Regions from separate parts of the Homo sapiens genome. Here region 1 is linked to region 2. Evidence: chromatin contacts called from ENCODE Hi-C or POLR2A ChIA-PET data. All regions are on one chromosome and are shown on one strand. Each heading gives the region's core, a stretch centred on a gene start or an enhancer-like site at or near the end of the contact. The rest is flanking DNA. Distances are from core to core; before and after follow the strand shown.

The links. A loop is a pair of places that touch in the nucleus more often than their neighbours do. ChIA-PET counts read pairs that join two places held with the same protein, here RNA polymerase II (POLR2A). Pooled maps may share reads with other maps.
Region 1: a pooled map shows a loop between it and region 2 (6-fold over the local background). The contact joins two enhancer-like sites. A Hi-C loop is called at or near these places in 2 of 50 pooled maps. POLR2A ChIA-PET finds 5 or more read pairs at or near these places in 3 of 52 experiments (H1, activated naive CD4-positive, alpha-beta T cell and naive thymus-derived CD4-positive, alpha-beta T cell).

Annotation. Positions count from the first base shown.
Region 1 is chr20:33,369,181-33,371,914 of GRCh38, reverse strand. It overlaps CDK5RAP1 (CDK5RAP1 mitochondrial tRNA methylthiotransferase), which reads left to right. Exons shown (of 14, transcript NM_016408.4): 11 at 1,286-1,416. Among named protein-coding and RNA genes, the nearest start is that of CDK5RAP1, 31 kb to the left of the region's middle. Within about 2 kb of position 1,459, at least 7 of the 41 ENCODE cell types and tissues checked have a DNase peak (open chromatin) inside an H3K27ac peak, as active enhancers do.
Region 2 is chr20:33,553,766-33,556,465 of GRCh38, reverse strand. All of the region lies in intron 1 of CBFA2T2 (CBFA2/RUNX1 partner transcriptional co-repressor 2), which reads right to left. Among named protein-coding and RNA genes, the nearest start is that of CBFA2T2, 65 kb to the right of the region's middle. RefSeq lists an enhancer at 1,127-1,286. Within about 2 kb of position 1,350, at least 13 of the 41 ENCODE cell types and tissues checked have a DNase peak (open chromatin) inside an H3K27ac peak, as active enhancers do.

The DNA.
Region 1 (2,734 bases), core at 210-2,709, 180 kb after region 2:
TATTATCTTATTCCATATTCCCCTTCACTGTCCCCTTCCTCCTAATAAAATACTCTGTAGTCATTTAGTTTAGATTTGGTTGAGGGTGTATACATTTTTCCTCAAATTTCTAATTATTACAACTTTTTTTTTGAGACAGAATCTTGCTCTATTGCCCAGGATAGAGTGCAGTGGCGCAATCTCGGCTCACTGCAGCTTCTGCCTGCCAGGTTCAAGCGATTCTTGTGCCTCAGCCTCCCAAGTAGCCAGGACTACAGGCCACCATGCCCAGCTAATTTTTGTATTTTTTGGTAGAGATAGGGTTTCACCATGTTGTCCAGGCTGGTCCCGAACTCCTGACCTCAAGTGATCTGCCCGCCTCAGCCTGCCAAAGTGGTGGGATTACAGGCATGAGCCACTGCACCTGGCCTAATTATTTTAACTTTTATGGACAAATACTTTCGTTTTGATAGGGCAGGGTAATGCAGAGGCTAGGTATGTGGCTATGGGTCAAGCTCCACTGTTACAGGCTGTGTGATAGCAGATAAGAGACTTCATTTCTGTGGGATGCAGCTTTCTCATCTGTAAAATGGAGTTAATAGTACTCACCTCACTGGGTCACTGGAATAATTTTTTTGGTGGGGGATAGGTTATCATTCTGTCGCCCAGGCTGGAATGCAGTGGCATGAACACAGTTCACTGCAGCCTTGACCTCCCTGGGCTCAGGTGATCCTCCCACCTCAGCCTCCTGAGTAGCTGGGACTACACTTGAATACCACCCTGCCTGGTCAATTTTTGTATTTTTTGTAGAGATGGGATTTTGCCTATTGGCCAGGCTGGTCTCGAACTCCTGACCTCAAGTGATCCGCCCACCTTGGCCTCTCAAAGTGCTGGGATTACAGGGGTGAGCTACCGCATGCAACGGCTGCTACTGTCTTAGATGACCATTGTATCAAACCAAATTCAGAAATATATTTTTGTATGAAGCACCACAAGGTTTTCACTGGTAAGAGGACTGATATGAAAATGTGGACTCCCTACTGTGTCCCTAAATGCAGCATTGGAAGTGGAAATACCTTTTCTAGTGCTTAGGGGAAATGTAGGCCAAGAAGCTGATCTCTGTCATGGAATGCTGTGGGTGAACAGGCCTATCCCGCCTTACTCTGTACTATTTTGTTTTACTTATGAATAGTCCTAGGGAGGACCTTACAGTTGCTATCCCTCCCTTGTAATCCACATATGCTGAAGGCCTCCCTTGAAGGTAAACAGCAGGCAGTCACCTGTCATCCTTTGCTGTGTATCACAGGTGTGAGCCTCAGCAGCGATTTCATTGCTGGCTTTTGTGGTGAGACGGAGGAAGATCACGTCCAGACAGTCTCTTTGCTCCGGGAAGTTCAGTACAACATGGGCTTCCTCTTTGCCTACAGCATGAGACAGGTGAGCCCTGGGGTTGGGGAGGACTGACATCATTCCTGACCAGTTTGGGGGTGGTGACTGTAGAGAACAGGGCAGAAAAGAGAGTGGCGGCAAGGCAGTCCTTGAGAAACCACAGGCTCTTACGATTCACTTCCGTTCATTTTTCTAGTACACTCTGTCTACTCTGAAACGGTTCAGCAATTTGATGATACATGATTACTGTGCCAGTATTCCTCATTAAAATATTTTAAAATTATGTTTAGATTGTTTGCAATTTGAATATGGAAGGAGAAAACCTTTTCTTTACGAGAAACCTAAAATTGTTTCTTAACATGCAGAACTCCTTTTTGGTCTGCAGATGTGATTTATTTTACCGGGGCCCCTGGTCATCTTCCCAGCCATCCTCAGTGATTCCTAACTTCTGTTTTCCTAGGCAAGTGAACTCACTTGGAGGCTTCCCAGGAAACAAAGCAGATTCCCAGGCAAAGCAGAAGGAGATTAGGAAAGAAGGAGAGATTAGTGCACTTTTCCTGAAGAGAAGGATAGTCCTGGTTGGCTGTCATTTTCTTGATTGTAGGCATGGATTTGCACGGTTCACTCCTCATTCCCTCAGTCACCTTTGTGGCAATGTGCTTGTGTTTGGGCAGGAGGTTGAAGGCCCCCTGTGGCCAGGGGGCTCAGAAAAGCTGGCTGACAAACGACTGAACCCATGACTTTATTGTCATTGTTACTGAGCTGCCATCAACCAAACTAATTTTTTTGTTTTTTTAAGAGGCAGTATCTTTCTATGCTGTCCAGGTTGGTCTCAAACTCCTGGCTCAGGCAGTCCTTTCACCACGCTCTCTCAAAGTGCTGAGATGACAGGCGTGAGTCATGACACCTCAACTAATTCATTTTAAAGCCACTGCGTAGTGTTCTGTGGGCAGCGTAACTGTGCCAATGTATGTATCATATTCATGTATCTTTTAGTGTTTTGGAGAGATGAAGCTTCAGAGGAGCTGTTAGTTTCTGTTTTGCTTCTTTTTTTTTTTGAGGCGGAGTCTCAGTCTCGCTCTGTTGCCCAGGCTGGAGTGCAGTTGCGCAATCTCGACTCACTGCAAGCTCTGCCTCCCGGGTTCATGCCATTCTCCTGCCTCAGCCTCCCGAGTAGCTGGGACTACAGGCACCCGCCACCATGCCCGGCTAATTTTTTGTATTTTTAGTAGAGACGGGGTTTCACCGCATTAGCCAGGATGGTCTCAATCTCCTGACCTCGTGATCTGCCCGCCTCGGCCTCCCAAAGTGCTGGGATTACAGGTGTGAGCCACTGTGCCTGGCCCCTTCTATTTTGCTTCTTTTC
Region 2 (2,700 bases), core at 101-2,600:
GCAGTGGAGTAACCTGGCAGACATGACCTTAATACAATGATTAACCAATCACTAATATTGAGACACACTGATTATGTGCCTCCTTAAATGAGGCATTAAGGAGAATACATCCCTTCTATAGTATTCCAGCCTGAAATTCGTAACATTAATGTAATCATAAGGTAACGGCAACGAAACCCAAACTAAGTACAGAACAACTGGTCTGTATTCAAAATTGGAATGGTCAAGAAAAGAAAAGTACCAGGAGGGGAGAAGAGGAGGCAGGCAGGCTGAAGAACTGTTTTAGAATAAGAAAAATTAAAGAGCCGCAGTGGCTCACATTTGTAATCCCAAAACTTTGGGAGGCCAAGGAAGGTGGCTTACTTAAGGTAAGGAGTTCGAGACCAGCCGGAGCAACGTAGTGAGACTCCATCTCTACAAAAAGTAAAAAAAATTAGCCAGGCATAATGGCATGTGCCTATATTCCCAAGTATTCAGGAGGCTGAGGTTGGGGGATTGCCTGAGTCCAGGAGGTCAAGGCTGCAGTGAGCCATTATTGCACCACTGCACCCTAGCCTGGGCACCAGAATGAGACCCTGTCTCTAAGAAAGAAGAAAAAAGGAAAGAGGAAAGGGGAAAGGCAAGGAAGAAAGAGACATGCCAGTTAAATTCAGTGTGTGATGACAGACTGAATTGGATTGAGGTATAAGAGCTATAAAAGACATTATTGAAATAATTTATAAAACCTGAATATAGTCTGTGAATCAGGTTAATAGTATGGTATCATTATTACATTTTCTGATTTTGATAATTGTACTGTGGTTATGTGTGGTTATGTAAGAAAATGCCTTTGATTTCAGGAAATATGCATTTAAGTATTTAGGGATAAAAGGGCATATTTCCACTTTCAGAGTGGTTCAGGAAAAAAACTGTACCTCCAAAATACACACAATGATAAAGCAATTGGAGTAAAATGTAAACAACTTATAGAAAGTTGCAAGAACTCCTAAGTATTTTACTGTATCAAAAACAAAACAAAACAAAAAACAGAAAACAAGTCCCATCCATGACAAAAAAGTGTGAAGACACTCTTGTGGGTATTAAGTGAACATGTGTGTCAGTCCATGATCTAATGATCCCATTCATGACGGTCTCTTCTTTGGTTTCTTACTCTGATGATGACAACTACATGCCATTTTAATGTTTTTTTTTTTTTAAATTGGGCAGCCATTAGGCTGAGACAGCTGGCTCCAGTGCCTAGTAAGCAAACTGAAGCCCAATGTAAACATAAAATGAAACTTAAGCTTAACCAATCAAAAACAAACCTCTAACTAGGGACTTTCCACTGGATCATATCCAAATAAGGCAAGTGCCTAGCTACAGCCAATCAAGTAATTCCTTTACTTTGCTACAGCGTTCAGCCTATAAAAGCCTGCTTCTAAAGCAGAGCTCTCTGAACTTCTTCCAGTTTTGAATGCTGCCTGAATCCTTTAATGCTCACCTAAATTCTGCTAAATGTCTGTCTAAAGTTTTTATTTAAACAATTCTGAACATTTTTAAGTTGTTATTTTTTCTTATGTAATATTCATTTTAATACCTATAATGGGTACTCTGACATTCAATCTAAATTAATAGAAAACAGAAAAATAATTCTACAAATACACTTGAGATGCAGACATCTGAGTTTGATTTATCAGATCAAATCTCTCATCTAGCACATAAAAATGATTCTAGACTTTCAAACAACGTTAAAAAAGAAAAACAGCCAGGCGCAGTGGCTCACACCTGTAACCCCAGCAATTTGGGAGGCTGAGATCACTCCACTGCACTCCAACCTGGACAACAAAAGCGAAACTCCATCTCAAAAAAAAAAAAAAAAAAAAAAAGAAAAGAAAAAGGAAAAGGAAAGAAAAGAAAAGAAAAGAAAAAAGAAAAATAGGCCGGGCGCAGTGGCTCACCCCTGTAACCCCAGCAATTTAGGAGGCTGAGGTGGGCAGATCACTTGAGGTCAGGAGTTCGAGAACAGCCTGGTCAACATGGTGAAACCCCGTCTCTACTAAAAATACAAAACCTAGCTGGGCCAGGTGGCACAAGCCTGTAATCCCACTCAGGAGACTGAGGCAGGAGAATCACTTGAACCCAGGAGGCGAAGGCTGCAGTGAGCTGAGATCATGCCTCTGCACTCCAGCTTGGGTGACAGAGCAACACTGTCTGAAAAAAAAAAAAAAAAAGAAAAAAGTAAGAAAAATAAACACTGGTGCTTATAGTGAATTTGCTTTTCATTGTAATAACTCCTTACTTGCACAGAAGTTCTGCAAACAGCAACCTGGAATGTTTCTTCATCTGTCACTTAAGAACAAAATAATATTATATGGTATTTCAAGCATCAGGTTGCAAAAATAGTCTTTTTTGAAAATGAAACGCATTGTAAAATTTCAATCTACATTTTAATCTATCCCAAAACCAAACCAATCTTTTTATTTTAACATCAATATCAAGAATCATGTTTTACTTAAATACAAATGTAAAGTTAACAAAAGCATATGCCTACTAGTAAACTGGAGAAACTAAAAATATATAATTAATATATTTAAGATTGTATTTTACATTACTTTAAGATCAGACTTTTTAAAAATCACCTCTTTAACATCTACCATACAAAAATAAAATCATTTTTCAAAAAACCCTAAGAGGGGATTTGCAAGATTGCATAACAAGGGC